3 separate regions of the Mus musculus genome follow, and regions 1 and 2 are each linked to region 3. Evidence: chromatin loops called from intact Hi-C (ENCODE). Cell type or tissue: heart. All regions are shown on one strand.

Region 1 (8,000 bases), 69 kb before region 3:
AAAGACATCACCTCACCCCTCAGATCTATAGGGGCTGAGGTCACATGATCACCACCATGAGCATTTCTTCAATGGAGCCCATGAACCATCTTGCCTCAAAAGCTTTTCCTGGACCTAGCCCAGGTTTACCACAAAGAAACCAGAAGTGGGACAGAGCCTGGATAGCCACCATTGCAAGCTCCCTGTGATGGTCTTATGCTTAGTAAAGTTTGCGAAGCCCCACTCCTTGAAGGCAAGAAGATCAGGGGATGGTGATAAGCCATAGCTGCCACAGTGTCCACTCAGCGTGAACAGATATCCCCTAGCTATCCTGGCCCAACCTTCTGAGGGATCCCTGCTACTTGCTACTGAAAGGGAGCTGGCCTTTGGACATCCATCAGTGCTGTGTGTCATAGGAAAACTTTGTGGAAGCCAGAAGGTCATACAGCCTGAGGACCACAATGAGTCTCAACTACACACTTGCTATGATAGCATGGGGTTTCCTACCCACCTCAAACCAGGAGTTTGGGGATAGAGAGATGACACACCTGACCCTCGACTGACAAATAGTGGCTGTATGGCCTGAAAAAAAAAAGGGGGAGACTGGCTCCTGACCTGGGTTCTGCTCCTCTTCCGTGCTCAGAAACATCAGCCACACAGACAGTGACCTTGGAAATGAAAGCCCTGCTCTGGTAGAGATGAAGGTTCCCGTCACACACTTAAGTTGAATTTATTACTATTGCTAACACTGAAAAACTGTTGTAATTCTAGCACTGTAACTCTTGTCTGAGGCAGGGGGATTGGTTGAGTTTGAGGCTAGCCTGGGCTATGGAATAAACCCCTATCTCAAATAAAACCCAAATTAAAAAAAGTAATATCAGTAGGCTTTCTAGGAAACAGTCAACAACCTAACAAGTAAATGGTTCATTCCTTTTCAGCATTTATAGAGTGAATGCCTATGAGCCTGGAAGAAGCGGCTGGGAGTGCTGACTTTCCTCAGTGTGGGGGAAACCCAGTTGTCTACCCAGTTGCCAGGTTGATGAGCACACACCAAACTTCGTCAGCTTGTAAACAGAGCAAAGACAGCAGGCAAAGGGAGGGCCAGAAAGTAGTTCATAGCAACAACACAGAGAAGGGATCTTTATCAGTAGGGTCAAGCATCTTTGTCCCATATACAAGATGAAGGATGCTGGGGACCTGCAGATGGTAATGCAGAAGGTATCCAAACAAATGTAGCAAGGAAAACAAAGGGTGTAGAGGTTGCAGAACACAAGAAAGCAGGGTGTGGTCCAGCTGAGCAAACCTCCATATGAGGTTCTATTATGGAAGACTACTGGCCAAGCAGTGTTCCCATGGAGCCCTGCTCTAGCCCTGGAGGTTCCACTGGGTAGCATCATCTATGCCCATGAGTGAGACTCCATACCTCTACAATATGACAATATGAGCGCAAGGAGGACCCACACTCCTCCCCCAGGCCTTGTAGAGAATACAGGCTATTCTCATTCTGCAGTGGTTTCAACTCAGCTCTGGTTGGAGAGGCATACTATACTGACCCAGAGAACCTTCTAGATCTCATTTCACAACAGTTAAAAAGTCAGATCCTTCCAAACCTCTGCCTGTCAAGTCCAGAAGTCCCACAAGTAGCTGGGACATGCTGTGCCTGTGCAGGTTCCCTGTGTTGTCCCACAAACTATGAGAACATTTCACATCCTCCTTTTCCCTCCCTCCTAGTGAGATGTGCCCAGGACCTTGAGGGCTATTTTGCTGACCTACTATACAAGGCCATGAAGGGTATGGGGACAGATGAGGAGACATTAATTCGCATCATTGTGACCAGAGCAGAGGTAAGAAACACTTGACTCTAAAAAAGGGGACTCCAACATCTTTTCCTCCCACTGATGTCATTGGTTACTGTTGTTGTCGTTGGACTATTTCTCAAAACCCCGTAAGACAAAGACAGCCCTTCCCTTCCCAGAATATGCAGACCACATTGGACTCTACTTCAGCCTTCTCCTTGTCTTTTATTAAGATACAATACTGAGAGCTGCTTCTATTCTTGTCATCGGTGGCTCCAGAGAGCTGGTGGCGCAGTAAAGAGGAACTGCTGGAGCTGTTCCGAGGTAGCACAGCTACACCCAGCTCTATTTTAAGGAAAACAATCCAGAGCCTTGGAAAGGGGTCACCCCGCAGCAAGCAGAGATAGGACACAAGTGACTTCCTCACTCTCTTTATCTAACGGAGCACACCTTACAAGGATGAGTTTTTTTCAGAATAACAAAACAAACAAACAAACAAAAAAAAATCAACCCCACCCCCCAACTAAAATTTCAACAAAACAGTTTCTTGGCTTCTTTTTTTCCAATCCAGACCCTCTCAAAGAGCTATTTTAGACACTTATTTTTTTTCAAATTACTATCTTTCCTCACCCAAACTTAACAGCACAGAGAATACTGAATATCTGCTTATGAGCTCCAATGCAAATACTAGTACTTCATATATAAAAAGACTGGGGCTTCTTTTGCTCCCTAAGGAGCAGTCTGCACCCCCTCTCAGAGAAGAATGTGAGTCTTGGAAAGAGAAGGGCCGGAGTAGGCAGAAACTTGGAAGCAGCCAGCAAGCAAGTGTCACAGAGAGCGCCTGGGGCTGTCAGGCCTTGGTGAGCAGAAGTGAGGTGAAGGGGAAGTGGCAGGCTTGTCCCCGCTGCTGTGGCAGAAGCCTTGGCGAAATGAAAGGAGTCAAGCAGCTGAAAACCACAGACATCTTTTTTAAAAAGTGTTCAGTGGAGAGGGAGCGGTACCAACCCAAATTCTGACCCATGCCTTTCGACAAGCGCTTAACAGCTGACGTTGTTCTTAAATATAGCTTCACAGCAGCAAGGCAGTTCTTTCGTTTTTTTATTTCTGTGCCTGGAATTTCTCCCCCTCCTCCATGCCCCCCTTATTCATGTGAGCAGCTTCTTTGCTATTCTGCTAGAGTTTGCTTTCTCTCCTCAGTTCTGAGTCTCTCTCCCTCCCTTCAGGTGCTCTGCCTTCTTTGTCTCTCCAGCTCTCAGCCACTCAGCCCCTGCTGAAGTTCCAGGGAACTCTTGAGAGCAGCAGAGTTCTATAGACCCTGTGAGAGATTGGGTCCCATCAGATGGGTTGTCAGCATTCCATGTTCAATTCCATCTCCAAACGGACCACATGTGAGTGTGGGTCATCTCCATATGTGGTCAGTCTCTCTGAACCGCTTTGGGCCCAGCACATATATGTTTAGGGGATCCTCTAATCTTCCACTTGGACTAGAAAAAAATGCCAGCTGCTCCATCCTGCCCCTCCCCCAGGGCTGGGCATCCAGCCAGCCAGAGGACGCCCAGCAGGGCAGCATCTGTCCTCCAGTAGTCTCTTGATGGAGAGCAGTATCCACAGCAAACAACTCCTTACTCCCTGACCCTCTCCTACCTTTCGCTCTTCTCTTTCTCAGTACAACCACACACAGGAGAAGGGGAGCCTGATGCTTCTCTATGGTTTCTAGGCCTGCTGTGCAAGGCAGAGCTCAAACCAAAACCAAAATCAAAACCAAACAGAAAACTAAACTTTGTTTCTCTATAAGACTTGTTTTGTCCAGTCTGGAAGGTTTTTTTTTGTTTTGTTTTGTTTTTGTTTTTTTTTTTTTTGTTTTTTTTTTTCTGGTGTAGCTCTCCTCTTTGCAGCTGAAAGAGGCTGAAGCAGGACAATGTTTTGTCTGTTTTCCTCCCCATGTCCCTTCTGCCCCGAGTTCTTAAGCTTTCTATGAATTAGACTCAGAAGAAGTCCTACAAATGGTGATCAGTTTGAAATGTGATAACTGGAACCATTATTCCTCCTGATGTGGTACAAGGAAGAAATCATTTCTTTTTAATATATATATAATTTAATGTGTGTGGGTGTTTTGCCTGTATATCAATCCATGCAACATGTATGCTTGATGCCCAGGAAGAGGGCATTGGATTCCTTGGGTGTCTATCTGGAACTGCAGATACAGTTATGAGCTGCCATGTGGGTGCTGAAAATCAAACTGGGTCTTCTGGAAGAGCAGTCAGTGTTCTTAATGGCTGAGCCAGCTCCCTGGCCCCCCGGCTCCCCAGCTCCCCAGCCCCCCATGCTTAATTTTAAACCTCTGGAAAATCATCTTACCTTCTACCAAACACTGTCAAACTATGATTTGGAAAACCACCTACCTGTTTGTATATAGCTCTGTGGCCCAGAATGACTCCTTTTCAAACACCTATAAGACATTCAAAAGAAAAATGTTTTGTAACAATGAAAATATATGCAGTTTAGGAGGCTCAGAGGTTAAGAGCCCTGGCTGTTCTTCCAAAGGACCCAGATTTAATTCTCAGCACCCACATGGCAGCTTACAAATCTCTGTAACTCCAGTTCCAGGGGATCTGACACCCTCACACACATGTGCAAGCAGTCAAAACACTAGTATACACAAAATAAAAATAAATAAGCCATTTTTTAAAACTTTAAAAAGTATGCAGTTTAAATTTTAGCTCCCATAAATAAAATTTGAATGGAATATGTGCATGAGTAAGTGTATACATACACACATAAAGAAACACATATTTTTAGGGAGCTAAAGTAGGCTTTCTTTTTCTTATCCTCCAAATGTAAATATAATGCCAGCCTAGCTCCTGATGGCTGTTTAAAGATATAATTAATGAGTATGGTGGCGTAGGAGAGTGTTTGCCATTTACAACGCACGTACCATGGATGCTGTCACCTACGTAGTTGTCGTCATCCTTCCCACAGGTGGACCTGCAGGGGATAAAGGCCAAGTTCCAGGAGAAGTATCAGAAGTCTCTCTCTGACATGGTTCACTCAGATACCTCTGGGGACTTCCGGAAACTGCTGGTAGCTCTCTTGCACTGATCCAAGCCTGAGGAGAAACCCCCATAGCAGGATTCTTCCTCGGAACAAATCAAATTTGGAAATGGGTGAAAACCCTTCACCCCCTGGATTGTTTATTCATGGATTTAAAAGGAGCCCCAAGGCTAAATTGTCGAAGTCGGGAGCAGCCTCCTCCAAGGGCTTGAACAGTTCACCTTGAATGCTGGCTTAGCAGGAACCTGAACTGCCTGCCTTCCAGTCTCCCTTTAGCATTTGAAGCGAATGCTTTCTAAGCACAAATGGAATCAGCAGTTGGTGGGGGGAAGAACCCGAACATTTATAATAAAATGTTTAGAAAATTATATGCCTCCCAGATGTACAGAGCCAAAGCAGAGGTTAAATGGCTAATGCGGCGTAAAGACAAGATTAAACGGTTTGCTCATTTCCCCTTCTGTGTGCTCAGTTTCAAAGCCTTTCTGTTAATTACAGTTATGGTTTATGCCTCCATCAGCGGCTTTGCCAAATTGGCTTGATGAACTTGGGTTCTTGCCTGGGAAGTAGAGACCTTGTGAAATCCAAATGAACTGGGAGATTGCGAACATTTATTAACAATCACCGAGGATGGCAGTCAAGACCTGCATCGAGAAAAGAGACAGCCTTCCTATGTGAAATGCAATGAGATGTAAAACTCACTAACTGTGCCTTGTTCTATTGAGTTTTCTTGTTTCTCTACACATGTGGCTTGCCTGAGTCTTCCGATTTTTACATACAGTTAGGCTAAGCACAGTGCCAATGGGATTACCGTCAATGCCCTGTCTCTCAGGTGTATTGATTCTGCAATAATAAAATCTCTGGTCTTGTAGTCACATGGAGTCATTCAGAGACTATCAAGTTAACTTGGACACCTCAGGCAAGCCACCATAACTATTCTGTCCTAGATGAGATCTGCACCTGGCACTGCTGAGTACCACAGTTTTATACTGAATTCATAACCCTACAAGGTTCATGTGACCTCTGATGATGAGTAGAAGATATTAAGTAACCTGACTAAAATCCATTTGTAAGCAACACAGTAAGGATTCCTCTCACAAGCTGGATGGCTGACCAGGTTTCTCAGAAATGTGGCTTGCAGGATGTGTGTGAGAATGAGTCAGTAGTCATTCGTTGCTTCTTCTTCCGTTTACTATGGTGGGCTCCACTGACACAAAAGTCACCAGAATGTGGGCTGCTTCTAATGTAGTATCTTTCCAAGCCAGTCTTGAAATGAGATGTCTCCATCAGTGCGTGGAACGTTGTCAGTACACTAAAGAGTCAAAGTGCAGAGAATGCATGTCTACAGAGTGCTCAGATGTAAACGGGTTATCTGTATCACACCTCCTCCCATCGGGGCTCAGGGAACATCCCAGACAGGGAGAAGGAAAGACTAAAGGCCACTGTGGCAGAACAGCGTCTTCCAAACGTGGCATAACATTGAGCTCATGAGCTCGTAGCAGTTACGGTTGCCTGTGTAAGATCCACACGTGATCAAGGCAGTCAGCTCTCCAGCACAGGTAGGGTAGAAGCGCAGGAGGCCCATCCCTAGCGAGGAACTACTGACATCTTCTTCAGGGCTGTGGCCCCTAGTAGGTTGAGAGGCCAAGAAACAGTAATGGACAAATGATTTGAGACATGGGCATTATGGAGAGGACAGGCTAGCAAGGCTATATCGCTCAGTTTATATTTTGACCCCAGGAGCAATGGATGTTCTCCCAAGGTAGGGCTCTATGTTTTGAACACTGGCGGTCATTCGTGATAGCTACATGAACAAAGAACATGATCATGTGTAGATCTTTGGGAATCATTTGGATAGTATTATAGCAAATAGCCCAAATGTTCAGTGCAAGGATAGATGTCTTGCCATGGTATGTGTGAGACCCCGACTTAGAGCGTTTCTCCCTGGAAGGTGAAGCCCCTGGATGTTCCCCAAGCTTGTTTTCCCTGATCTTTAAAAATATAGCTAGAAAGAAGCTCTTTGTTCTCTATAGCCAGCAAAAAGTCTTTTTTGTTTCTATACTGTACAACCAGAGATGCCTGCCTTCCTGTGCCGAAGACATGGAGATAGACGCCGGAGAGGAGGCTGCAGCTCACTCCCCCCCCTCACCAGAAAGGAGCTGTAGCCAACTCTCCTCCCAACTCCTCCCAACTCCTCCCAACTCTCCTCCCAACTCCTCCCAACTCCTCAGCTAGCTGTTAAAAGCCCCCTACTGTCACCGCTCGGCTCACAGGGTTGAACTCCCCTGCCCTGCACGAAACCTCTTGCAGTTTGCATCAGGTGTGGTTTTCTCTCGAGATGTTGGGGTGTTGGCCAGCTCATCCCGGGACTTGAGCGGTGGCCCAGCATCGGGGGTCTTACAGTATGTCCTTTTTAGTAATTAGAAAATGGTGACCCACAAGTTATGGAGTTCTGTGAACACTGCTACATACCTAACAGTCATTGTCAAAGCTGAGCTTTTACACATAAAATGTTTTTTTTTTAAAACCAGGACCAAGTCTAGTAACATAACATATGAAATCTATGTGTCACCAAACAAAAGCAAAGCAACCCATCCTTGGGCTCTGAACTCAGCAAGGACAGGAAAACAAAAGAGTGGATTAAAAAGAGACTGGGCCAGAATTAGCCTTGTTTGAGGGGCATGATTCACAGATAGAGGAGACCTCCAAGGATTACATCAAAGCCTACTTCCAGTGTTACAAGCCAATAGCTCATTCCTCCAAGCCTATGCTATCCCAACATGCATTTCCTCCAGCAAGGCTCTGATGACACTCTGCACGGCTACTTGCCCCAGTGAGATTCTTGAGGCATTGTGGGTAAGTAATCTGGGAGTCTAGCCTGGGCAAACCAAATAGACATACACCCCAAAGAACTAAGGAGTCTCACCATCAGCTCTGGGAACATTAGCCTTGCACTGCAAATTCCTTTCAATAGCTTTGAGGGTTCCAGGTAGTCCTTCCATGCGTGCCTACCCCTCGCCCCATTTCACCCACTGTGTTTGAGAGGTGGAAACCCTACATGCTGATGTACTGTTGCTTATTGTTCCCGACTCATATTCCATGATGTCATGACAGCACCTTGAAGCAGGCTGTGATATTTACAGCATGGGAACTGGTGGATGCTGCAGATCAGGCCTT
Region 2 (8,000 bases), 52 kb before region 3:
GGCATCCAGGAGAGCTGCCCTGCAGTGTAAGAGATGTAGGAGGTCAGATTTCAGTTTACAGGAAGAACTGGTCCAGACATCCGAGTTACAACAGCATCTGCTAATAGTGCTGACATCATCTCTCTGAGTCTTTTCTCCCCTTGCTTTCCATGGGGAGAAAAATATGAAGATATTTCTGGCAGTGGGAGGGGGCCATGGAAGAAGAGTTGAGGCTAGAGACAGTCGTCAAGGCATTTGATCCCAGAGGACAGTCATCAAGGAAATCCCCGATCAAGAGACAGAGTCCCCTTTACCTATTGTTATGACTACACAGTCCTTGTTCAATGTTCAAGTTGCCACAAGCTGGGAGGGGGAAAATTCACAGTAAGAGAGATATAGACTCAGCCGACTCTGCGTACAGTCATGCCTTGGGACATGCTGGTGGTCAACACTCACTACCAATGTTGGAGTCCCTCAACATTGTGTAATATTCACATAAAGCCTTTGGTCATCCTCACACACACTTTGAATGCAAGTGCAATTGTTTCTTATTATGCAGGTGACTGACCCATGGGTTGGGACCTGTGGCTATAGAGGACTGGCGTGACACAGCAAGGCAGATTCCAGCCTACAGATTTTATAGATCCAGCTGTCCTATGTCTGCTCATCACATTGGCCCCCACTTGGCCTCAGTGGGACCAGGAAGTGTCCTAACACCAGTTAGGAGCATCCTTCCGGTGAGAATGGCTGCTGTCGATGTCTTCACGTGCAGTGTCTGACCTTGAGGCACAGCTCTTTGAAGCCACTGTCACCAGGGTTCTCTAAAGGCAGGCAGCGTACACACCCAGAGGACATATGTGCATGTACATATGTACATGTGTGCCTGCCCCTGTGGTCATGTGTGTACTTGCTTGGTGGCTTCTTGGTCCTGGTAGGCAAGCCTACTGTTGGCACACTGGCCTACCTTTTCCACAAGAATCCAGTCCTTGTGCTCACAGATGAGAAAGAAAGGCCTCCAGAGTCCGTTCAGAACTCTACCAGGAAAAAATAAAAAGGCTTCCTGGATTCACTTGAAAGGGCAAAATTATAAAAGGCACAGGCTGACATTCTCCTCTGCACTTGGCTTCGGGCCAGAGATGAGCCAGAAATCTGGTGAGGCCTCAGCACTGGGCCTCAGCCTTTCACAGGTCCTTTCTGTTCCTTATCTTGAAGAAGAAGATACCTGGAGTACAAACCACTGAGAGCAGCTGGAAGGGTCGGGGGTTCACAGCTTCAAGACCAGATGGGGAAATGTATACAGAGATTTGTGACATGTCTGAGGCCATGCAGCCAGTTCATGACAGAGCTCTGACTGCTCTCCAGGACCCCCAAAGTTTAAATCTCTAGATGATTAGGAACATATCAATCCATTGCTCAGGACTGAAGCAAACAGCTAAAATGAACAGATAAGTAATTTAGACCCTAAAAGTCAGTCACCATGACCTGTCAGTCTCTGACAAGATTGTCTTCAGAGCAATAAGGTGACATTAGCTAGACTAGGTATATTGCTAGCACTCTATACAGGTTAGGTTACTGGTGTGGGACAGGGATGCTAAGTCCCGTTTATCTAACACATGGGAAGTCAAGGCTGGAAGAACATGAATAATTTGCTAGAGATTGCACAGATACCAAAAGAAGAATGCCAAGATTGCCCCCAGTCCTCCTGTTTCCAAAATCTAGGCCTCAATTCATTGTGACACTGACTTTCCTCAAAAGGAAGGACAGAGCTTGGTGTCCTCATTTATTTTGGGTCACCGTATGTTCAAATCTGAAACGAAGATATCTTCTTTAAGGAGAGTTAAGACAAAATGATGTATGAACAAGTTGGCTGAGATTACTCGTGGGTGGGGAAGATGTTTGCGGTTGGATATTCTCTCTCTCTCTCTCTCTCTCTCTCTCTCTGTGTGTGTGTGTGTGTGTGTGTGTGTGTTTGCTATATGTTAAGCAGCTAAACTCTGTCTTTTCCTAAATTCTATTTGGCCAAACCAAAAGAATAGAACTTGCTTTTTTCTAAGGGTTAGAAACTAAAAGACTGACTGAAGCTGGTCAGACACTTATCCATGATCAGGCTCATCCAAACTCTTGATAGGCCTGGTTCTGGAAGGCCTAACTAGGTAGAAGGTGAAGGAGAAATCCAAGCAGCCTTCCAGGGGCCAGTGCTAAACTAATTCACTCTGCCCTTTGACCTCAGAATATCCTTGGCTTGCTCACCGGCTGGAAGAACCGTGATAGAGGAGGCATTCAAACTCCCCAAAAAAGTTGTTTTTCCTTTGTTCCTAGCTCCCAAAGACCAAAGCTGTGTCCTCAGCCCACACTCATCTTTCACTCTATTATCCAAAGCAATTATTTGATTTTTCAGCTCATTATATTATTAACATTTTTTTTGATTCAAGTGAGGGCTCACATTGCCATCTACACACACTGCAAGTGGTAACCCTGGTACTTCTACAAAGAAGATGAGACCCTGTGGTGGTTTGAATATGCTTGACCCAGGGAGTGGCACTATCTAGAAGTGTGGCCTTGTTGGAAGATATATGGCCTTGTTGGAAGAAGTGGTGTCACTATGGGGGTAGGCTTTGAGAGTTTCCTCCTAGCAGCCTGGATGCCAGTCTTCTGTTTGCTATTGGAACAAGATATAGAACTCTCAGCTCTGCCTGCATCATGCCCTCCTAGGCACTGCCATGCTGCCACCTTGATGATAATGGACTGAGCCTCTGAACCTGTAAGCCAGCCCCAAATAAATGTTGTCCTTCATAAGAGTTGCCTTAGTCAGACCCCCATGAGGCTCCCATCTTCTCCGTTCTCCATTATGCTTCTGTTCTCCTCAGATCAGGAACTTAACATAACCCACCCACTAGATGTTACACCCTGCACTGGACTCTGGGAAGACGGCAAGAGATCAAGCCTTCTGGATTCAGAGACTCCACACTGACAGGAGAGGCACAGTGGGCCAGCAGACATGTATAAGGTCTGAGGCACAGCCTCTGTCCCAAGGTGCAGAGGTTGTGGGAGCAGGGCAGAGGTGAGAAAGAGCAGAGAAGACTTTCAGAGAAGCTGGCACATGGACCACATGTGGAAGGATGAGTGAGGACGGTGCAACAGAAGATGGACCAAGGGAAGATGCACATAAAAGCACAGAGTACAGAACGAAGGGTCATCGGGCCCCTTTCAGAGATGTAACTGCTCACCCGTGTCATCAGCATGCCACAGAAGCCCAGGAATGGCCAGCATCCCTGATCCCTTTGTCACAGGCTCTCTGCTGCCACCTACTTCTGCCTCTAGACTCCTGAACCTAATGTCATGCTTTGGGTATCCATTTTGTCTATGAGCTGCTGAATTCTTTGGGGGTATGACCTATCACCATGAATGAGAATACTCCTTCCACCCTGCCTCAAGTATCTTAGAAGCCAAGTCAGTCCTAACTCCCCAGTGGAGATACTAACACATATATGTGCATGGACTTATAAGCTGTCTGATGAAGCAAGTATAAAAATATGCAAGTGGGAGGTGTGTTTCTGGGAAGAGTCAGGAGACCAACCAGCCTCCTCCTAAGAAGCGCTCTTGACACGGGAGCCAGCAGAGGTGTGACATGGAGCCTGGCAAGTCCTGACTTGTCTTCCCAGAGGTTACTCTGTGCCAACAAGGTGGAGGTAGTAACAGTGGAGAAACTAGAAACAAGGACTGTCACAAAAGTCTGAGCAATGTGGGAAGAGGAAGCCAGGCCTTTATGTGGCTCACTCGTGACTAGAGCAATCATGGACAGCAGTGCCCAGATGAGTGACACATGCTTGTCCCGCCCCCAGCCCTTCTGGTGATCCAACGCTCATTACTGTGGACCTGACCGCCTCTGCCATTGCCTTCTTCACCCCCACCAGTATTTCCCTTCTCTTCTTTCTTCAGGTCCTCCTGCTCCTCCTCTTCTTTCCACCCTCTTTCCCTCTATAGTACCTTTTCTTCCTCCTCTTCCTCCTCATTCTTTCTCCCTCCCTCTCCTCCTTCCTCCCTCCCCTCCTTTCTCCTCAGCTTCTTCCTTCCATCCCTCTCTGTCTCCCTCCACCTTGCCTTCTCTTCCTCCTTCTCCCTCCTTCTTCAGTCTTTCTTTCCTCTCCATTTTATTTTTCTTATCTTCTCTTCCTCTTCCCTCCCTCCCTCTTGCTTTCTCTTTCCCTTCCTTCTTTCTCCATCCTTCCCTCCTCTTCACTCTCCTCTACCCCTTCTGATCCTCTCTTCTTCCTCCTCCTCCTTTCTCCTCATCCCATTCTCCACTGCTCTTTTTCCACCTGGATCACTGTGCCTTGCCCCTTGCATCTAACTCACTTCTGTCTGGTGAGAGGAGACAGAAAAGGAAGGCTGAGTGTAAGAGAGCCCAGCTGAAGAGCAGTTAGCAGGTATCCAGAAGGGGCAGGTGGCAGACTCAACAGTTGTTATAAGTCAGAATACACAAATAGGGAGCGAGAAAGGAAGGGAGGGAGGAAGGGAAGGAGGGAGGGAGGGAGGGAGGGAGGGGGGGAGACAGACAGACAGACATGGGGACAGAATGCCTGATTAGAGTCAGGACTTTCACAAGACTATACAGATTACTAAAAATATTTAAGAAGCAAGCAAGCAAGCAAGCAAGCAAGCAAGCAAGCAAGCAAGCAAGCAAAAAACAAGCAAAAAGAGCCTTTCCTCTGGGCTCCTTTGCCTTGATAGCCTAAAAGGGAAACTGGAGCCCTCACAGAAGTCCTCTCAGGCAGGAGGTGCTACATGGATGTCCCCTGAAGAGCACCCAGGGCTCTGTCCACTCTCTGCCCCTCCCATGAGCACCTGCTACCTCGACTGTGACCCAGAGCTGCCTTCAATGATTCTGCACAGGTCACAGCAACCTGTTTACAGACATCTAGAGTTCCCAGGCACTCTTAGGACAAGGGGCTCGGGATGTGTCCAAATGGGCAGCAAAGCCTTGTTCAGAGAACGCGTTCCTCTCTTTCTATTTATACCGATGTAAACACTCGCCAAGGAAACAAGGCATGTGGGCATGCGCAGCCCTGCAGGCCCTCGGGTGGCTGCAAAAGGCAACTGGAAAGTCACATGTCATAACATTGGAAAGTACATATGCGGCTATTCTTAGCCTTGGAATGTATACACTGTCTGCCTGCCCGGCAGCCCTTGTACAGAGCTCTAGAAACTGTGAAAGTGCCTGCAGCATAAACAAACCCAGAACTCTCCGAGGACAGAGAACTTGCCAACGGAAAGGCCCGGGCTTTATGGTTTTATTCCGAGCCTAAGGTAGAAATCTTGAGAGGACAAGACAGACCCAGCATCAGTGGATGTCACTGCAGCAAAACAAGGTAAGTGTCCCTCATATGTCATTTCTCAGCAGGCAGACAGCCAGTGTCACCAATAAACCACAGAAGTGTTTGGTCTTTGTTCTCTATTAATTGCATCTTTAAAATAAAAACCAAAGAGCCCAGAGTCTTCTATCTAGATCTTGCAGCAGCCCACTGTGACCCCATCACTTCTGTGACCAGATGACCACACCCTCGAATTCTAGCCTTGGTGAGCAACTAACCCTCAGAAAGATTCCTAGATGAATTACCTGGCAAATCTGATGAGAATCTGGACAAAAGTGTACCTTTCTTATCAAAGGCATGGACTATTCTCGTGTCAGGCTAATATGTGAGTCCCTGACTATTCACTTTGGTTGGAAGATGCCTGTGCATAGCTGGAGATGCTGTGTGTCTTTTATCTCTGAAGATAATAACAGCCTGAAGTAGATCACTCTGTGGTCTAGGGTGAGGGTGGTTTCCTCTTGGATGTACAATGTGGTCTACTGTTCGTGATTCCACTGTCTTGGTAAATAGATAGTGGTAAATAGATAAATGAGACTTGGAGCCCCCACAGCTAACCCTTCCAGTGTACTCTGTGAGAAAGCCTTGATTTTGCTTCCGTCTGAAGCATCCCTTCTTCTTTGTAGGATGGATGAGGAGTTACCAGATGGGGTTGTCTTCAAAGACCACAGCTTCTCCTCTGACTTGTTAAGACAGCTCAATGGCTTAAGACAAAGCAAGATCCTGACTGATGTGAGCATCTGCTCCGGGGCCTGGGAGGTCCCTTGTCACCGCAGTGTGCTGGCCTCCAGCAGCCCCTACTTCAAGGCCATGTTCTGCAGCCACTTCCGGGAGAGCAGAGAGGCCAAAGTGCAGATGAAAGGCATCAGTTCCACAACTCTGGAGCAGGTCATTACGTATGTGTATACGGGAGAGGTTCATATCTCAGCTGCCAACGTCCTCCCACTGATGGAGGCTGCTGCCATGCTGCAGTATCCCCGGGTGTTTGAGGCCTGCTCCTCATACCTCCAGAGCCAGCTGGCCCCCAGCAATTGCCTGGGCCTAGTCAGACTCGCAGAAATCTTAAGCTGTGACAGCCTTAAGAAGAAAGCGAAGGAGGTGGCCCTGACTTACTTCCCAGAGGTGGCAGCATCAGCTGACCTGAAGGAGCTCTGCGCCATGGAGCTGAGGGACTACCTGGGAGATGACAGGCTCTGTGGTGAGGAGGAAAAGGTGTTCGAGGCCCTCATGGCTTGGGTGAAGCATGACCTTCAAGCCCGGTGGAGGCACATGCAGGAACTGCTGCAGCAGGTCCGCCTGCAGTACATCCACCCAGCCTTCTTCCATCACTTCATTGCCAATGACGCCCTCCTCCAGTCCTCGCCTGCTTGCCAGGCCATCCTGGAGATGGCCAGGAAACAGATCTTCTCTTTGTATGGTCCCAGTGCCCAGGATTGTAAACTCCTATGGCGCATGCCCCCAAGGAGCTCCTACCAAGACTTCCTCCTCCTCCTTGGGGGACGGAAGGACAACCAGCAGACCACCAGGGATGTCTTGCTCTACAGTGGACAGACTGGCCAGTGGCAGAGCCTAGCCAAGCTTCCCATACGGTTGTACAAGGCCTCAGCTGTCACCTTGCACCGGAGCGTCTATGTGCTCGGGGGCATGACTGTCAGTGAGGGAAAGAGTCTCATTAGCTGTGGTGTGTATATCTTTTCTCTGAAACTCAACCAGTGGAGGGTGGGGGAGCCCATGCTGGCAGCCCGCTACTCCCACAGAAGCACCACCCACAGGAACTTCATCTTCTCCATTGGGGGTACTGGAGAAGGGCAGGAGCTTCTGGCCTCCATGGAGAGGTATGACAGCATCCGTGACGTCTGGGAGAGCATGGCTGGCATGCCAGTGGCTGTGCTCCACCCTGCCGTAGCAGTGAAGGACCAAAGACTCTATCTTTTTGGGGGTGAGGACATCATGCAGAACCCTGTACGCCTTATCCAGGTAATCTGTAAGTCCTTTTCATCATGTTAGCACCAAGTGTGTTTGCACACACATGCACAGATGTATATAATACATATATAAATAAACATGCCTAATATAATGGCATATATATATATATATGCACACATATACATGTGTGTCTTTAGTCGTGTGAACAAGCATTCACATCCATATATATAACAACATGAACATGCACACATATACATATATGCACATATAGAATTATATACAGATATACTCACTCACATGCATATATACATATATATAGTATATACATACAAGCATATATATGTGTGCATGAATTCAGTCATGTGTATATTCATTCACTTGAACATATATATAGCAAATAGCATAAATATACATACATACACACACATGCACACAACAATTACATGACATACTCATATATGTATTTATAAATATATAATGGCATACATATGCAGACATATACATACATGCAGACATAATGACAAACATGCACACATACATATGCATGTACATATTCATGGGTATGCATGTGCATACATATTGTGTATATATATATATGCCTGCATTATGTATGTATATACTTATGTGTACATGAATTCATATGCATTTATATAACTGCATATATATGCCCAGATGTCATAAATATGTATGTGTATACATGCATTCTTGTATACTTATATACATAAA
Region 3 (8,000 bases):
CTCAAGGTTCATTGTCTTAAAAAGTAAGGTAGACATATAATAGAGAAAGACACTTGCTATCTACCTCTGGCCTAGACACATGCACATAAAAATCACACACACACACACACACACACACACACACACACACACACACACACATTCACATGCATACATATACTACAAAAAATGAATAAAATAAGTAAAAAAGTTGGAATTTGGTCCATTGAATATGGAGTAGGGGAGGGCAGGGTTGCCAAGTAGGTGACATAGCAGACCTTGGGTCCCAAGCTGGTCAAGGAGGGAAGTATATATAGACAGTAACCAACTTCATATTCAATATAATGAACATCATCTTCAACTCAAATATAAGTATTTCTCTAGCTTGAGCTTTAAAACTAGACCAACCCCCAAAACTTAGTTTTTTAATGTACTTTTAAAATTCATGTTTCTAATGTCCATGAAGATACGAAAGCCCTTGGGGAAACTGGGTATTTGATGTGCCCTAATAAGCCTGTCTTGTCATAGGATGACTGATAAGATGCAAAATTCCTGGGAACCACATTCTTGTGCAATCTTCACCAAAGAAGGGGACTTTGCAGAGAATCCATAGGCTCGGCCACTTCCCAGCACAGGCTGACACCAGCCAGCTCCAGCTACCAACCCCATTCCATCACCAACAGACTTCAGCCAAGGTTCTCAGCTCTGTTACCCTCCATCCTCTCATCCACACAGCAGGAATAAAAGTAGTGTCTACCTCCTCCATGCTTGAGGATGAGACAAGAAAAGTCGCACAAAGTACTTAACAAGGTTCAAGGCACATAACAGTCAATTAAAACAAAATGATGTCCCTGGCCCCAACCTATCAACTTGAAGGAACTAGGACTACTTCATAGTCTGTAGTTTCTGGGAGGAGCATTTCCCACTAGACCTTGAAGATAATATCCTATTGTTGACACCATATACTTTCATCATAGGACTTGGAGAGATGTAGGTAGGTTTGAACTAGGAGCCTCCTTCACAGATCTCAGAGTGCTAAAAAGTGCTAGTCAGGCTGTGAGGAGGGGAAAAATACTAGCTGTCTTACTCAGATAAGAACCCAATAAACTCTACAATAGTATATTGGCTAGTCCGTAGGTGCAATAGGGGCACCAATGTCTTAGAGAGTAACCAAGAGCTATCTCACTGGACTTAAGGCTCACTAAACAAGGGGAACTCGTGCATGGTATTGGAAATCTGACCAATAACCTGTGGTCACAGAACTCAGAGGAAAACCTAGTACTATAACATTACTAAACTGTTATAGAATCTAGGTTCCTTCTAGATCCTTATCCTTAGATACATATATTAGTTCAGATCTTACCCCTCACCAACGAAGCTTCTTTTTGTAGTGGGTGGAGTTAATACAGTAAACCACAAATGATCAAAGTACAGAGAATAAGTCACTGTGAACTTATTTATCCTAAAATTAGACATCTACATCATACTCACCCCAAGCCTTGGGGAATATCTCAGAAGACAAGGCAGAAAAATTGTAAGAGCCAGAGGTTAGAGAGAATTACTGCAAAACTTGACAGATGGCACATGTGAACTCACAGCAACTGTGTTGTTCCCCACAAGACCTGTACAAAATCAGGGTACTCAGTAGTCCAGCATAGATTTAGGGGACTCATGGGGCCTCACTCCTCATTGATAAATTATAAAAGTTGACAGATACTGAGAGAGAGAACATTTTCTTCAGAAGTGGGTCCCTTGATGGGTTGCCCATCTTATACAGTAGTCAGCCCTACAGCACACACGTGTAGGCAACACTGACTTGACTTAGGTGTTTAGATAGATAGATAGATAGATAGATAGATAGATAGATAGATAGATAGATAGATAGATAGATGGATGGATGGATGGATGGATGGATGGATGGATGGATGAACACATGGATGGATAGATAGATGGATGGATGAACAGGTGGACAGACAGACAGACAAATGACAGACAGGTGAAAAGACAACATGACATTGGGTAGGATGTGAGGGGAAGGTCAAGAGTTGGAGAAGAGGAGTGAGGAGTGCATTTCATGAAAATAAAATACATTTGTGTATTAAATGAAAACAGTTTTGGGAGATTTTTTGTTTGTTTGTTTGGTTGGTTGGTTTTGGTTTTTGGTGTTTTTTTTGTTTGTTTGTTTTTTGTTTTGTTTTTGTTTTTGTTTCTTTCAAGACAGGGTTTCTCTGTAGAGCCCTGGCTGTCCTGGAACTCACTTTGTAGACCAGGCTGGCCTTGAACTCAGAAATCTGCATGAAAACGGTTTTAAAAGACCAAAGGAGAAGTTCACAAGCATTTTAAGCTTTTAATCTGCTTTACGGACAAAATTTTAAAAAATAGCCGTAGTGGCTTTGAGTAAGCCCGTAAGTGTTGGCTGGTTCTGGCTGGTGGTTTCAGTGTTGCACATGCCTGCCTATAAAAGTGTAGCACTTTGGAGGTAGAAGCAAGAAGATTGTGAGTGTGAGGCCAGGCTAGGCTACATAATGAGACCCTGTCTTAAAAAACGAAAATAACAAACAAAACACACAGAAAGACAGATCATTTATCTACAACTCTTCCCAAAGGAACAACCCATATGTCTATCCAGAAAACAAGCACCCACTGACCCTACAATCCCTCTATGCAACCTTGACACCTGACCCCTGCCTCCAGCAGCTGTGCCAGCATTGCATCAGCCAGAAAGCTTGTCATGAATTTCCCAGGGTGCATGGGCACCAAGGGGATTGTAAAGGAAGCAAGTCCCTAAGGACACAGGACAATTCATGAGAACATCTCAACAACAGTGTGATCTCAGGCAAGTCGCATTTCCATCTTTACCCCAGGCTTCCTGGACTGCAGTGGAGATAATAATGATACCCAGTGTCAGTGCCGTGAGGGTTGAAGAAAGACAGTGCCAGTTCTTGCTAAGGAAGACACCTAGCCAGAGGCAAACTTCTTCCTTGTTATTAGAACCTAAACATGATTCGGGAAAGCACAGCATCTGCCTCCTAGATGGAATCAAAACTGACCCAATTTGGGGTTGGCAAGCCTTGCCCAGCCTCCCTGTGCCTAGGAGTGTCCATCTGACCTTGTTCTGGATAATGAAACATTAAATACAGTAGTCACCCGAGAGGCTTCCCCATAAAGGGAACAGGTGTGATATGATACACTCTAAATACTCCCACCCCACCCTTACACACAAGCGCCTTTTTCTTCCTTGAGTTCAGATACAGTGCCTGGTGATATGCTACCTATCTTGTGACCATAAATTGCCAAACCAAAGACAATAAGGAAATGCTATGAGAAGTATAGAAATGAAACATGAATCTGGATATTTAATAAGACATCAGAGCTCACAGACGTACCCGAGAATGCCTGCTTCAAGTTCCTAAGCACTTTCTGACTCACTGATACAATGGTTGTAGCTAGTGCTATTATTCACTCCATGCTCAGGACCAAGAGAGATTTCAAGAGACATTACTGTGGTATCATTTATACACAGTAAAATTAAGCCCCTCTAATTATTTATTGTTATTTTCTATACAGTTCTTTTTTACAAAGGATCCCAGCAGAATCACCAAACTGTTCACAAAATGCTTCATAGACAGCCTTGAAGAAAGATCACCAGCCTTGTGGTACGAACAGAATTCTAAACAAGACCTGGGCATCTAGCTCTGCTTTAATGGACAAACTTCTCCTAGGAAACTGGCCTCCATCTTGCCCTTGAGGACAGGGAAGGTAGGACTTGAATGCTTGAGCAAGTGCCTAGAAGACACTATACACAGTGGCCTAGAAGTTTCTCAGTAAAAAGGCAGTTCTGACCATAACCATGATCATCATACAACACAAAGCTATCCTTTGATCTCCATGTGTTCGCATGTGTGAACCATTTGCTGGTTCAACTGGGGTCCTTTGTACAAAATAACATCAGAAAATAACAGAGGAGCCTGACTTTCCTGTGTATGGCACATGCACCCAATGATGATGGTGGTGATACGTGCACGCTGTGTTGTATGGGCACCTATGCCACAACACACCTGTGGAGGTCAGAGGAAAACTCTATAGCGTTGTTTTTCTCCCACCTTTATGTGTGTTCCTGGGATCAGGATTGCACAGCAAGTCCCACTCTCCCTTCCCTGAGCCATTTCATCAGGCCTCAGTTGAAAGTCTTAACAGAGCCAAAGCTGACCTCTCTAAGCAAGGATGGAAATCTTTAGCAGATGTCTTTAGATTGACGCTAGCTTCACCTTTTCTCTGAGCCTCTAACCTGCTATCACACTTTGCAGATGTTAAGACACAGCTTAAAGCTACAACAAGGACATGGGACAATTTCTCTCTCTCTCTCTCTCTCTCTCTCTCTCTCTCTCTCTCTCTGTGTGTGTGTGTGTGTGTGTGTGTGTGTGTGTGTGTGTGTGTATGTGTGTATGTTTTAGTGACGGGAAGGTAAGACCTATCCTTAGTCTGCAGTTCCTCCAGGCAGAGATGTCAGAGAAGTCAGGACAATGTCCTCTTTCAGGAGTACTTATGCAATAAGCCTTCTCAACCCAGCAATAAATACCAGTAGTTCCTGAGCTGGTACATCAAGTACTGTGGGGGTATGAAGAGAGATAAACCAGCTTGAAGGCAGCCAAGAGGAAATCCAAAATAAGATGTTGGGAAGACAGCTTGGCATTCCACTGGGTTGGCCGTGGTCTGTTGTGATAGCACATGGCAATGTTATTGTCCTAGAGGTAGGAAATGGGGATTGGGCTGGTGCTGGTGCTGATGCTACTACAGTGAAGAATAGACATCGTACCCTGGGTGGGATGGGCAATGAGGTAGCACAGGAAATATCCCAAAGCTCACATCCAGTTGAAGAGCACAGTACTCAGAAGAGCCTGCTCCGTTCCAGCTCCTCCCTATGTGCCCCTCCCCCTTTGAGCACACTCTAGGGGATCTCAGCTACAGCTTCCACAAGCAGAGAGGCCACAACCAGGGGAAAGGTTGTCCATCCTCTCCCCAACCCCCCTCCCCGCCATGCACTGCCCTGCCCCCATCGCCGTTTTTTCTTCCTCTTTAAATCCCAGCCCAGCCCCTTACTCTACCTTCCCTTTTTAACAGTCTTCCTGGAATCTCGTCCACATCAAGATTTCCATGCCCATCCACGTGGACGAGCCCCAGTCTTCAGCCCATCTCTGACTGATCTCCCACGTGCCTGCCCTGGGCTCCTCTAGACAGACGGACGGACAGACAGACAGATGTTCCCTGAGGGATGAGTGGTTTCCTCCTGTTTCTCAGCATATTAGGTGGTGACCAAATCTCACTACGGTCAGTGAATGGAGCAGCATCCTCGGCCTGAGTTGAGGTTGTCTTGGCCTCTGCTTCTGGAAGGTCAAGCTCTCCGTCTCCCCCACAACTGTGCTCCCCAGTTTGTTGGTTTTCTCACTGCCCATTTCCTGCTCAGCCCTGAGACATGGGTGACATCTTTATAACCACGATTCTCCATTGCCTCCTCTCTTCAACATGTCTCCGAGTTCTCCCACCTCATCCCTTCCCCTGTACTGTGTCCTTTTCCCCACCCAGAACACAAAATGTGGGGCAGGCATTCTTCCCACTATACAGCTGTCTGTTTACTTCTCAGTTTCTCCAACCAGTGAGTTCTGGAACAGTGGGGACCTGAGGTACTGACATTGGGCCATATGGGTGGAGAAGAAGGGAACCCCACAAATCTAAATACTCTCTTCTTATTTGAAGGAAAATTCCTCAGTGAGTAGAAGGTAGTATGGTGGATGGGAAGCCATGAGGGCCAGAAATGTCACCCTATGCCATCATGAGCCCTACCTAATCGTAACTTCCATCTCAAACTTGAAAGCTGAAGGAGAATCCCGAGAGGCAGGTTCATTCAGAGCTCGTCCAGACTTCAGCTGTGGCTAATCGCTATGCTACGGGTACTGCCGGTGAGTCTCAACCAGCAGACTACTCCTGGGGATGTCCAGAACTGTGTTTCCTGCTGCCTGGACTGCTGCTGGTTGCCCTCACTGGAGTCCCCAGCTTACTATCAATTCTGAGAAGTGACCACCATCCTTTTATCAGTCTCTGGAGCTTAGAACCAAGAAACCCAACTGACAGCACCAGGTCTCAGCTGCACCAGGTCTCGTCTGTCTCATAATCCCAAAATCTAGCAGGGTACCAGGTATCCAACAGCTAACCAGGGTGTGGATGAAGAGACAAATAAAAACAGGACAGGAGGAAGAGAGGAGGAGGCAGGGAGGGAGCTTTTCTCCCCTTTTCAAGGGGGGGGGGGGAGAGCTAGAGAAAGAGAGAGTGCCCTCCCTGTCGGTATGGCCGCAGCTCTCCTTGGCTCGGACCTTCCTTCTCTCCTGCTGAACCTTAAGACTTTTGAAGAATGTGAGAAAATGTGTCATCTCCAGCCCTGAGAAATCAGCAGCAGTCGACATCCCATGGGCAATGAGCTATAACGAGCACTTCTTAATACACTGACACAAGTCCAGCTTGGCTCCCATCGGGAGCCCAGGAGAAGAACAGAGCCGATTCTGAGTAGTGGCGGAAGGTCAGATGAAGCAGGGAGCTGAGAATTCAGCAGGGCACATAAATAGTGCCTGCGCCGTTCCCATGCTTTATAGAAACCAGCTGTGAACAGAAACGGGCATCGTTTTCTGAAAATCACACTGGCATCCCCTTTGACCCAGTAAGTCTACTTCCAAGCAGTCAGGAACACAGGCCATCTAGGTATAAAAATAGCCATGCTGACGTAACTGATAAGCAGGAAAAGTTGGAAGTAACTTAAATGTCTAAAAATGAGATACGGCTGGGTAAAGCGTCTCAGCAATGCAGGAGAGTATTAGGCAGCTGTCAAAAAGTGCTATGAGGACACAAAACAGCTATGAGGACACGCGGTGACACAATTAATGTTACATAGGAAAGACCAGCCACGTGGAAACCATGTTCATAGTGTTAAGCTTGATCTCAAATAAAGACAGTGTGTACATTGGGAGGAAGACTGTAAGGAAGCCATCAGAGTCTCCCGAAGGGCTGCTTGCCTGATGAGATTGTGGGGCTTCCTCCCGAATACGTTTCCATAAGTTTCTACAATGCATCAAAATCACCATCTTTTTTTGTTTGTTTGTTTTGTTTTGTTTTCCGAGACAGGGTTTCTCTGTGTAGCCTTGGCTGTCCTGGAACTCACTTTGTACACCAGGCTGGTCTCGAACTCAGAAATCCGCCTGCCTCTGCCTCCCAAGTGCTGGGATTAAAGGTGTGCGCCACCACATCCGACTCAAAATCACCATCTTAGTAAAGAAACCAACATAGAAAAGTAAAATGAAAGAGCGGGGAAAATAACTTAATTATATTATAATCTCAAAAATAAAAGAAAAAAATTTTTAAAGTTAAAATCAGTAAACCAAAACCAACATACACTGAAGCTGGCTTTTGAGCTCTCAGCAGCCTTAAATGTTCCTGGAGCTGGAGAAGCCTCCCTCTCTGCCTCAGTCATTTTGCCATTTACCTGCCTCCTTCCTCACCAAGTGAGACCAGGACTGAGGGCTTTACCACCTTAGTTGTCTGGGCTCAGATCTTACACACACACCCTTTTCCTCATAGCTCCTGCACCCCCTCAACCCATGGCTCCTGCCTCCCCCTCACCCATGGCTCCTGTCCCCCCCCCCCACCTATGGCTCCTCCCACCCCTCACCCATAGCTCTTCCCACCCCCTCACTCATAGCTCCTTCTACCCCCTCACCCATAGCTCCTCCCCCCTCACCCATGGCTCCTGTCCCTCCCCACCCATGGCTCCTGTCCCTCCCCACCCATGGCTTTTGTCCCCCTTCACCCATGGCTCCTGCCACCCCCATCACCCATAGCTCCTCCCCACCTCACCCATGGCTCCTGCCCCCTCTCCTCATGGCTCCTGCTCACCCTCATCCATGGCTCCTGCCCACCTCGCACCGTCCCCCAGCCTTGCCACTACTCTGCAGACTCTTGGCCAGAATCCATCATAT

The links. Peaks named below come from ENCODE experiments on the same cell type or tissue, not always from the same donor. Only the 100,000 strongest peaks of a DNase experiment are listed, where the experiment ranks them.
Region 1: a loop joins it to region 3, with 4 times the contacts of the local background. A loop is called at or near these places in 3 of 42 quality-filtered maps.
Region 2: it touches region 3 in a loop (3-fold over the local background); 10 of 42 quality-filtered maps call a loop at or near these places.

What each region holds. Positions count from the first base shown.
Region 1 is chr15:58,338,748-58,346,747 of GRCm38, reverse strand. It overlaps Anxa13 (annexin A13), which reads left to right. Exons shown (of 8, transcript NM_027211.2): 7 at 1,713-1,823; 8 at 4,755-5,284. The coding sequence ends at 4,874. Among named protein-coding and RNA genes, the nearest start is that of Klhl38, 19 kb to the right of the region's middle. In heart, no CTCF peak of the experiment used is centred here; DNase peaks (open chromatin) are centred at 2,067, 2,667 and 3,307; H3K4me3 peaks cover 211 bases; H3K27ac peaks cover 3,171 bases.
Region 2 is chr15:58,321,307-58,329,306 of GRCm38, reverse strand. Klhl38 (kelch-like 38) reads left to right here and starts at 5,138. Exons shown (of 4, transcript NM_177755.3): 1 at 5,138-5,348; 2 at 5,975-7,325. The coding sequence starts at 5,976. In heart, a CTCF peak has its summit at 3,297; DNase peaks (open chromatin) are centred at 3,796 and 4,976; H3K4me3 peaks cover 2,706 bases; H3K27ac peaks cover 4,679 bases.
Region 3 is chr15:58,269,651-58,277,650 of GRCm38, reverse strand. No RefSeq gene overlaps it. Among named protein-coding and RNA genes, the nearest start is that of Gm36193, 28 kb to the right of the region's middle. In heart, no CTCF peak of the experiment used is centred here; DNase peaks (open chromatin) are centred at 4,650 and 6,590; H3K27ac peaks cover 1,166 bases.